2 separate regions of the Homo sapiens genome follow, and region 1 is linked to region 2. The links are chromatin loops, found by intact Hi-C in ENCODE. Cell type or tissue: A673. All regions are shown on one strand. Region 1 overlaps KALRN (kalirin RhoGEF kinase). Region 2 overlaps MYLK (myosin light chain kinase).

Region 1 (4,000 bases), 390 kb before region 2:
TTACTGTGTCTTTCAGCAAGATATCCCACCCGCACCAAGGTGAGCTCTGAGCAATGCTGCCAAGTCATTAAGATCCCCCTTCAAAATAAATCACCTGCATAATTCAGCATCATTCCCATCTTCTACCCCTCCTCCCAACTGGCAAACAAGTGTCCCATCACCCCTGTCAAAAACCCTGCTCAGGAGGAATTGGATACACTCAGGCTTGGAGGACTGATGAGGCCTCAGGAGCAAAACATCTTAAGTCAAAGGAACGAGTTACTTTAATGGTTGAAATTTGGACTGTGTTGAACTGAAAGGAATGATTCCCTAGGGGAACTGTGAGAGGGTTTTTACTCCTAGGGAAAGAGGAACATGTTTATTGGCCTTAGCTCCCTGCTGATGAACACATAAACTAGGGAAGTTGTAGATTTCAGTATTTCATCCAGTAAATAACTGGACACCTGCTTAGGACAGGTTCTGGTTGGGCACTGCATGGATTCAGTAGTATATATGACAAGGTCTCACCTCTGGAACTTACCATAAAAGGCAATCACACTTTAAGATTTTTAAAATAGCATCTGTTACACATTTGCTAAGCATTGCTTCTAATCATCTTTAACTTATTCACTCATTTAATCCCTACTACAACCCCATGGAGTTTGCTGCTGCTATTACCCTATTTACATTTGGGAATGCTGAGGAACAGAGAAGGGAAATAACAGAACCAGGACTGAACTCAGGAAGCCTGGCTTGAGAATCCATGTACCTAACCACTGGGGTAAATGTCTTCAAGAGACGCCTGACACACAATATCCAGGAGTGCTATGCTCCTCAAGGGCGGCCCCTTCTGAGGCTGCATTATTCTAAGGGCATTGCTGTTCCTCAGAGGAGTCCTGTATCCTCTCTCTACCAACTTTCCCTCAAGGTCTTATGAAGATACTCCACTGAAAACATCCTTTTTCTCTGATGAAGAAACCATGGTAAAAAAGCTGGGCCCTGAAACCAGGTAACCTGATTCCAGCTCACCATGAAAGTGTGACTCTAACAATGCCTCTGCCACTCCTAACCTGATTCAGAGGGCAATTCCCTTGACCCAGGGGCAGATACCACAGGTCTTCCTCCATCTCCCAGCAACTGGCACCACCCAGCACCTGCCTGTTGCACTGAACCTGCTTACAATCCAGGTAAAAACAAGTATACCAGTGGCCTTGACAATGAAAGGGGAGGGGCACTACCACCCTCTCAGTGCTAGGCTGACAAATGACCCTTGAGTGGCCTTGGTCTACCTCAGATCCTCTTCTCCCTCTCCCCACCTACTTTGCAGGTTTATGAGGCAGCTCCCCAGAGCAAGGCAGAGGACAACTGGTGCCATCTATGCACCAGGTTCGCCTGAGCTGAAGGCATCTCATGGTGAGACTCTGACCAGAGGAACAGGAAGGAACAAACTCTGGAGCAACTACTGCTCACGACAGAGTCAGCACCAGACAGACCTGCCAAGGAAGGCGAGTCCTCAACCTTGGAGGATCACAGTGGATACAATCCAGCACAGAAGCCCCACAATCACAGCTTTAATTAGAGCTCCGAGAGAAAGACAAAGGTAGCAGGGAAGAGAGGAAGCCCAAGGTGGTCCCTTTTCTAACTAGGAAGGGACAGAAATTCAAGCTGCCTAGAATAAACATGGGGCCCAAGAACAAGCTTTGGCCCGAAGCTTGACATAAGTTTTGGTAGCTTGTTGCATTTGTTAGAGGTTAGGTGCAGTGGCTCACGCCTGTAATCCCAGCAATTTGGGAGGCCAAGACGGGCAGATGGTTTGTGCTCAGGAGTTCGAGACCAGCCTGGCCAACATGGCGAAACCCTGTCTCTACTAAAAATACAAAAATTAGCCAGGTGCAGTGGCATGAACATGTAGTCCCAGCTACTTGGGAGGCTGAGGTAGGAGAATCACTTGAGCCCAGGAAGTGGAGGTTGCAGTGAGCCAAGATCACGCCATTGCACTCCAGCTTGGGCAACAGGAGTGAAATCCTATCTCAAAAGCAAAACAAAACAAACAAACAAACCTCCATAAATGGGGAAATTAAGATGGTTGCTAGCTATACTGAACTGGCTCCTCCTATTCATCATTTAAATGCATTCATACAGATCCACCCTTCAAAATCCCTGCTTCCAGGCTCATCCCCACCTATCTGCCCATGTCTAAGACATACTATTACTATATACAAATCACTATTTGTTCATTTTTTTAATTCAACAATCATTTATTGGGTGCCCAGTATGTGCCAGATGATAAGAATACAAAATTTGGCTGGAAGATACATAGTTCCAGCCTTCTGGGTATCTCTGGTCTATTGCGGTAAATGAATAAAAGAACCGGAATATAAACATAAGTGCTACAATTTAGATCTACATCACACAATTATAGAAGTGAGGGCAGGAGGGTCAGGAAAGGCTTCAAAGGGGAGTTGAAAATTGACCTGTGTCTTCAGGAATGTGCAGTTTTATTTCAGCAGTAGGGAGAGAATATGATAGGAGAGGTTGTAGGCATTGCTGTCTTGCAGGGCTAGAACACAGGGGAAGAGGCTGGGGATCAAGGTAGAGCTAGGCTAACGAGTTGGGAATTTATTCCACAGACTTACTACACAAGCACTGAGAAGCTTAACCCAAAGGAATGACATAAGATTTGCATTTTAGAATTATAATACCTAATGCTTATGTAATACTTACATTCTTCTAAGCTCTTCAACCATATTAATTCATCCCATCCTTACAACAACATTATGAGGTAGTATTACAATTAATCTCACTTTACAGATGAAGACATAAGGGCACAGAGTGACTTGCTCAAGGTCACAGAGCTACTAAGTGGTGGAGGCAGATTAAAATCCAGATCCATGTGACTCTAGAGCCAAAGTGCTCACACTATGCTCTTTCCAGCCTCCATGCCTGTGTTCGGTTTGTCTAGATTGGAACAACCTTCTTCCTTTTCTGAGAACTCCACCCCATTTTTAAGCAGCAGCTCACCTGTCACTTCCAATATTTCTTCAACATATAATTGCCCCTTCTTCTGTCCCCACAGCACCATATGTATGGTGATTATGGCATTCATTACTACATTCTGATTTGTTTGTATCTCTCTTGACCTATAGGATTCTGAAGGAGCAGGTCCATCTTTTAAGTCCTCAGTCCTTCTCCAACACATTTCCTGGAACAAAGACATTTTTAAAGCTATACAAGATTAATGAACACTTTAAAACAAAAATGCCCTCGGTACTAGTTTGCTAGGACTGCCATAACAAAATATCACAGACTGGGTGGCTTAAACCATAGCAATTTATTTGGTTGCTCTGGAGGCTGGAAGTCCAAGATCAAGGTCGAGCAGGGTTGGCTTCCTCTGATGCTCCTCCCTTTGGCCTGCAGATACAGATGGCTGCCTTCTTGTTGCCTCCTCACACAGTTGTCCCTCTGTGTCCCATGGTGTCTGATATAGTTTGGATGTTTGTCCCCACCCAAATCTTATGTTGAAATGCAATCCCCAGTATTGGAGACAGGGCCTGGTGGGAAGTTTTTGGGCCATGGGGGAGGATCCTTCATGGCTTGGTGCTGACCTTGCAATAGTTAGTTCTCATGAGATCTGGTTACTGTAAAGTGTAGCACCTCCCCAGCCTCTTGCTCCCACTCTCACCATGAGAGATGCCTGTTCCCTCTTCACCTTCCACCATGATTGGAAGCTTCCTGAGACCTCACCAGAAGCAGATGCTAGCACTGTGCTTCCTATACAGCCTGCAGAACCATGAGCCAATTAAACCTCCTTTCTTATAAATTAACCAGCAATTATAAAATTGCCCAGTAATTAATTAAATTATAGCAATGCAAGAACAGCTTAACACAGTCTCTCTCCATGTGCCCTAATCAATCTTCTCTTCTTATAAGGCCATCAGTCAGATTGGGTTAGGGCCCACTCTAACGGCATCATTTTAACTTAATCACCTCTTGAAAGCCTTATTTCTACAGTCACATTCTG
Region 2 (4,000 bases):
TAATTATAAAATACTGAATTATACACTTAGAAAACTAAAAAGTAAAAACATTTGAGAAACGGATCAGACAGCAAAATGGATCTTAACTGCACACACAGTCTCCTACCATACTGCTTCTGAGACATAAACTCCTTCCTCAAGTCAAACAAATATGGAGAGGAAGAGATGGCGGCCTCTATGTCATGTGATGATGCTTTTGCTTCCTTTGCTGACCTTGGTGTCATGAAAGAACCATGCCTTGAGTGACTCGATTTGGAACTTGCATCTGCTGAGCACTGGCCAGGAGCCAACACACTGGAGTTCTTTGTTGCTCAGTGTCCTCTGGTTGGCAAGCCATGCCTTCTATGTGGCTAAGGTTTCCTTCTCTGAGAAAAGACAACTGGCTGTTTCTGTATTTCTGGCCCACAGGGGTGGAAGAAGAAAAGTTGATAGATAGTAAAAGTACTTCATGAAGTTAGAAAGTATACTTTGGTAAGACAGTATTTTTCTTAAGGAGTTGAAATTTACATAACATAAATTTAACCATTTTAATGTGAACAATTTAGTCATTTAATTCAGTGTTGACTGCAGTATTCTTAAAATGTAGCTTTTTCTATGTGAAAATTTTATTTTTCTTATATGGATGAAATAGTTGACCTTGTATATTACATGTGGACTATATGTCAAAATGCATGTGTTCCTTATGAGTCAGACTGCAGCGCTACTTGACCACTTACCACCTGACTTGAATTAACCCAGAACAATGCCTTGGCAGCACACTGGTGTATACAGAAGAAAGACTATTCCAGAGAGACGTCGAAAGCATCCAGCTGTCTTGCAGAGACAAATGCAGAGGGAGAGACTGTAGAAGAAAATGCCCTGGAAGCTAGCATGCTGCAAGTGTGTATTGTTAGTGTAGGAAACAACACAGAGACTTTTGCATCAGGGAAGGGCCACATCACATGATCCCAGAAGAAGAGAGCTGGTTGTTCTGATACCAAAGACGAAGTTAAACAGGGGGTGTTTCTGACCTGGTGACCTCAAAGAAGTGAAAAGTTAGGTGGTGTTAGCCTGAGGTGGCATGGGTTTTGAGCAGGAGTTGCTGGTTATAATAAGCTCCAAACACTCAAAACTTGCAGTTCCCTATTGGGCATAGTCAGTGGTGATCTGCCTTCCAATGCATGTCAGCCTTCACTGTTGGGGCCACTTGACCTTGCCTGCAGCTGACCCCTCCCTCCAGGTCCTGGGACACACCCCTCCCTCCAGGTCCTGTTCTAGGTGCTCAATCGTCACGGAACCAGTCCTGGTATCACTCTCAGGATGGCCTCAGGAGCACATTTCTCTGGTAACTGAGCTCTTGCAGAACCTCTTATGAGTGACTAACTTAAAAAGTATGCCTTCAAGCAACTTCTTGGACCCAGGCTGGTCCCTGTCACAGCTGACAGGAATCTTCTTCCTGGCCTCTGCCCACAGCACCTCTGCCTGCTTTCCTCCGTGAAGTTGCGCCCACGGTGGAGGCAGTGGAGGGACCTAGGACTTCCCAGCTTCTTCTGAAAGAGGTTCAGGGACCGTCCCATCACTGAGAAGCAAAGTGGACACCACAGATGTGAGAAAGTTCTAAAGATTTATTTCCTACTGCCTTTGGAGCTGCCAATCAGAAGTTCTTCAAATGTGTGCTTTTGGTTTTTATTCTCGTAAGACGTTAAGAACTGTTGCCTACTCTGCCCCATTTCCTTTTTATGCCTGTTTTTAGACAAAGGACTTAATGAACCACTTCCTTCAATAAAGCTCCTCTTTCTATCTAGTGACTTGGGTGACATTAAGATGGGATAACAGGCACCCCCTGGGGGTTCAAGCCTCTTTCCAAGGAGCTCCAAACGACGAGATGCTCATCTCTGTGGGCTCAGTCCCTCACAGCCTTTAGGGCTTTTCCACCTTGTGGGAGATACATTGGGTAGCCAACACATAACCCATGACCAGGCCCCTTTGCCTTTGCCCTGTTCCATGATGGGGTCCACTGTAGAGGCTTCCGTTGCAGCTAAGGGTAGCCCAGTGACACATTTGGGCTGAAGTCAGATAGGGAGCTTCTGGAAAAGCCCTTGCTTTTCTGATTAAAGGAAGATAAAAAGACATCACTGGTGCTCTCATATTTCACCCTTCCGTTGCTTCCTGCCTTGAATACAGGTGTAATGCCTGGTGCTTGGGCAGCCAGATTAAAACCATGAGGCAACAAGCCTGCACGCTAAGGATTGTTTGGGGGCAGGGGGACAGCAGTGGAGAGAGTGAAAAGAACCAGCAGCTAAGAGACACAAATCCTAAAGCTCAAAGCCTGTCCCAGATACAATCTTTGCAGTGATTCACACAGGAAATGTTACCGAAAGTATTCCTAACTGATAAATAGCTCGCGAGATGCATGTGGAGATAGTGTCTCCTTAAATGAAGGGAATGAATAGGAGAGAAGACATTGCACAGGGATGGGGGTTCCTTATTCTGAGTTGATTGTGGTCCTGCAGTGAAATCATTCTCGAAGAATTCATTCACTCCCTGGCTGTGGCCATTAGGCTTGAACCAGCAGGGCCTAGGGTTTATGAGAGGAAGTCAACAACTACTATTTGATTAGCATCTACTGATTTGACCTAAGCCCCTTCCCTCCTCTCCCCTCTCCTTCCCATCTCTTCCCTTCCGTTCCTTCTTTTTTTTTTTTTTTTTTTGCTTTGCCAGCCCAAAGCTTGAGGAGACTATATTTTCAGGAATTAATACAACTTTATCTCATTTCCACCTTTAGACCCAGGCAACCAGATCCCTCTTCCCGTGCCCACAACCTAGAAGCCCCTGTTCCTTTATCCAGCTGTTCTCTCTCCATAGAGCAGCAGAGCAGGAGACCTGTCTGCCCAAGGGATACGCCCACCGGAGCCAAACCTCCCCCATGTGCTGGGCACCCAGGACCCAGGAATTTTTTACCAAATGGCCCTGAGCACACTTCTAACACCTGTGTAGGCCTCCTCCCATGAAAAGATGTTGCTAGGCCTGGGGGGGCGGGGTCAAAGGGCAGCTGTTTGCTTGGGAGGACAGTGAGGTAGATGAAAATTCAGACGCGCGCTCTGTGTTCTGCTCACGTGCCTAGTAGAACAGGATGTAAGTAGGGTGGGGCGAGAAGTGCACAGGACTGCGCCACTGTCTGGTGTTCACTGCTGGGCCTCAGGGGTGGCTGGGGGCTTCCATGTACAGACAGCCAGGGCTCCACGAATGCCAGGGGCTGGTGGAAACACCCCTAGCTGCTCTGTTGCCCATGCTGGTAGCTGAAGTGTTGATGGGCTGTTTTCCCCAGCAGAGTCAAGTATGAAAAGAGCAATGGTGGGAAAAATGCTGAAATTACTGGAGATTTCTTCCCTTCTACCCTGGAATTTATTCTTATCAGAAAAAAAAAGCAAACATGGTGACAAGCCCTGGCTGTGCTGTGACTCAGATGAGCTAATACTTTAGTGTCTCTTGAGAAGTACAGCCCAAATGAGGTTTCGGCTCACACTGCTGGCCTTAGCGTTTGCTGAGGTGGGCTTTGTGATAAAGAGCCAGCCCTGGCCCTGTCAAGGCATGTTTCTGTCTAAGCTGTGGAAGGTGGAGGAAGGGAACATGAGAATACTGAACCATGGAAGCATGAATAATTCCTCAGTTTCCACTTTATACAATAGTGTATCTGTCTCCCAATAACTTTCAACTCAGTTCACTTCCAGCTCAGAAGCAGTCAGCCACCATGTTTAGCACTTTAACAATGAGAACACATGGACACAGGAAGGGGAACATCACACTCTGGGGACTGTTGTGGGGTGGGGGGAGGGGAGAGGGATAGCATTAGGAGATATACCTAATGCTAAATGAATTAAATGGGTGCAGCACACCAGCATGGCACATGTATACATATGTAACTAACCTGCACATTGTGCACATGTACCCTAGAACTTAAAGTATAATTAAAAAAAAAAAGAAATAACAAATCAAAAAAAAAAAGAGAAATTTGAAAGAA

The links. Hi-C counts contacts between places; a loop is a spot of excess contacts. Peaks named below come from ENCODE experiments on the same cell type or tissue, not always from the same donor. Only the 100,000 strongest peaks of a DNase experiment are listed, where the experiment ranks them.
Region 1: a loop joins it to region 2, with 3 times the contacts of the local background. A loop is called at or near these places in 1 of 110 quality-filtered maps.

What each region holds. Positions count from the first base shown.
Region 1 is chr3:124,183,044-124,187,043 of GRCh38, reverse strand. All of the region lies in intron 1 of KALRN (kalirin RhoGEF kinase), which reads right to left. Among named protein-coding and RNA genes, the nearest start is that of MIR5002, 52 kb to the right of the region's middle. In A673, no CTCF peak of the experiment used is centred here; no DNase peak of the experiment used is centred here.
Region 2 is chr3:123,788,350-123,792,349 of GRCh38, reverse strand. The region is part of intron 4 of MYLK (myosin light chain kinase); the gene reads left to right. Among named protein-coding and RNA genes, the nearest start is that of MYLK, 94 kb to the left of the region's middle. In A673, no CTCF peak of the experiment used is centred here; DNase peaks (open chromatin) are centred at 1,769 and 2,359.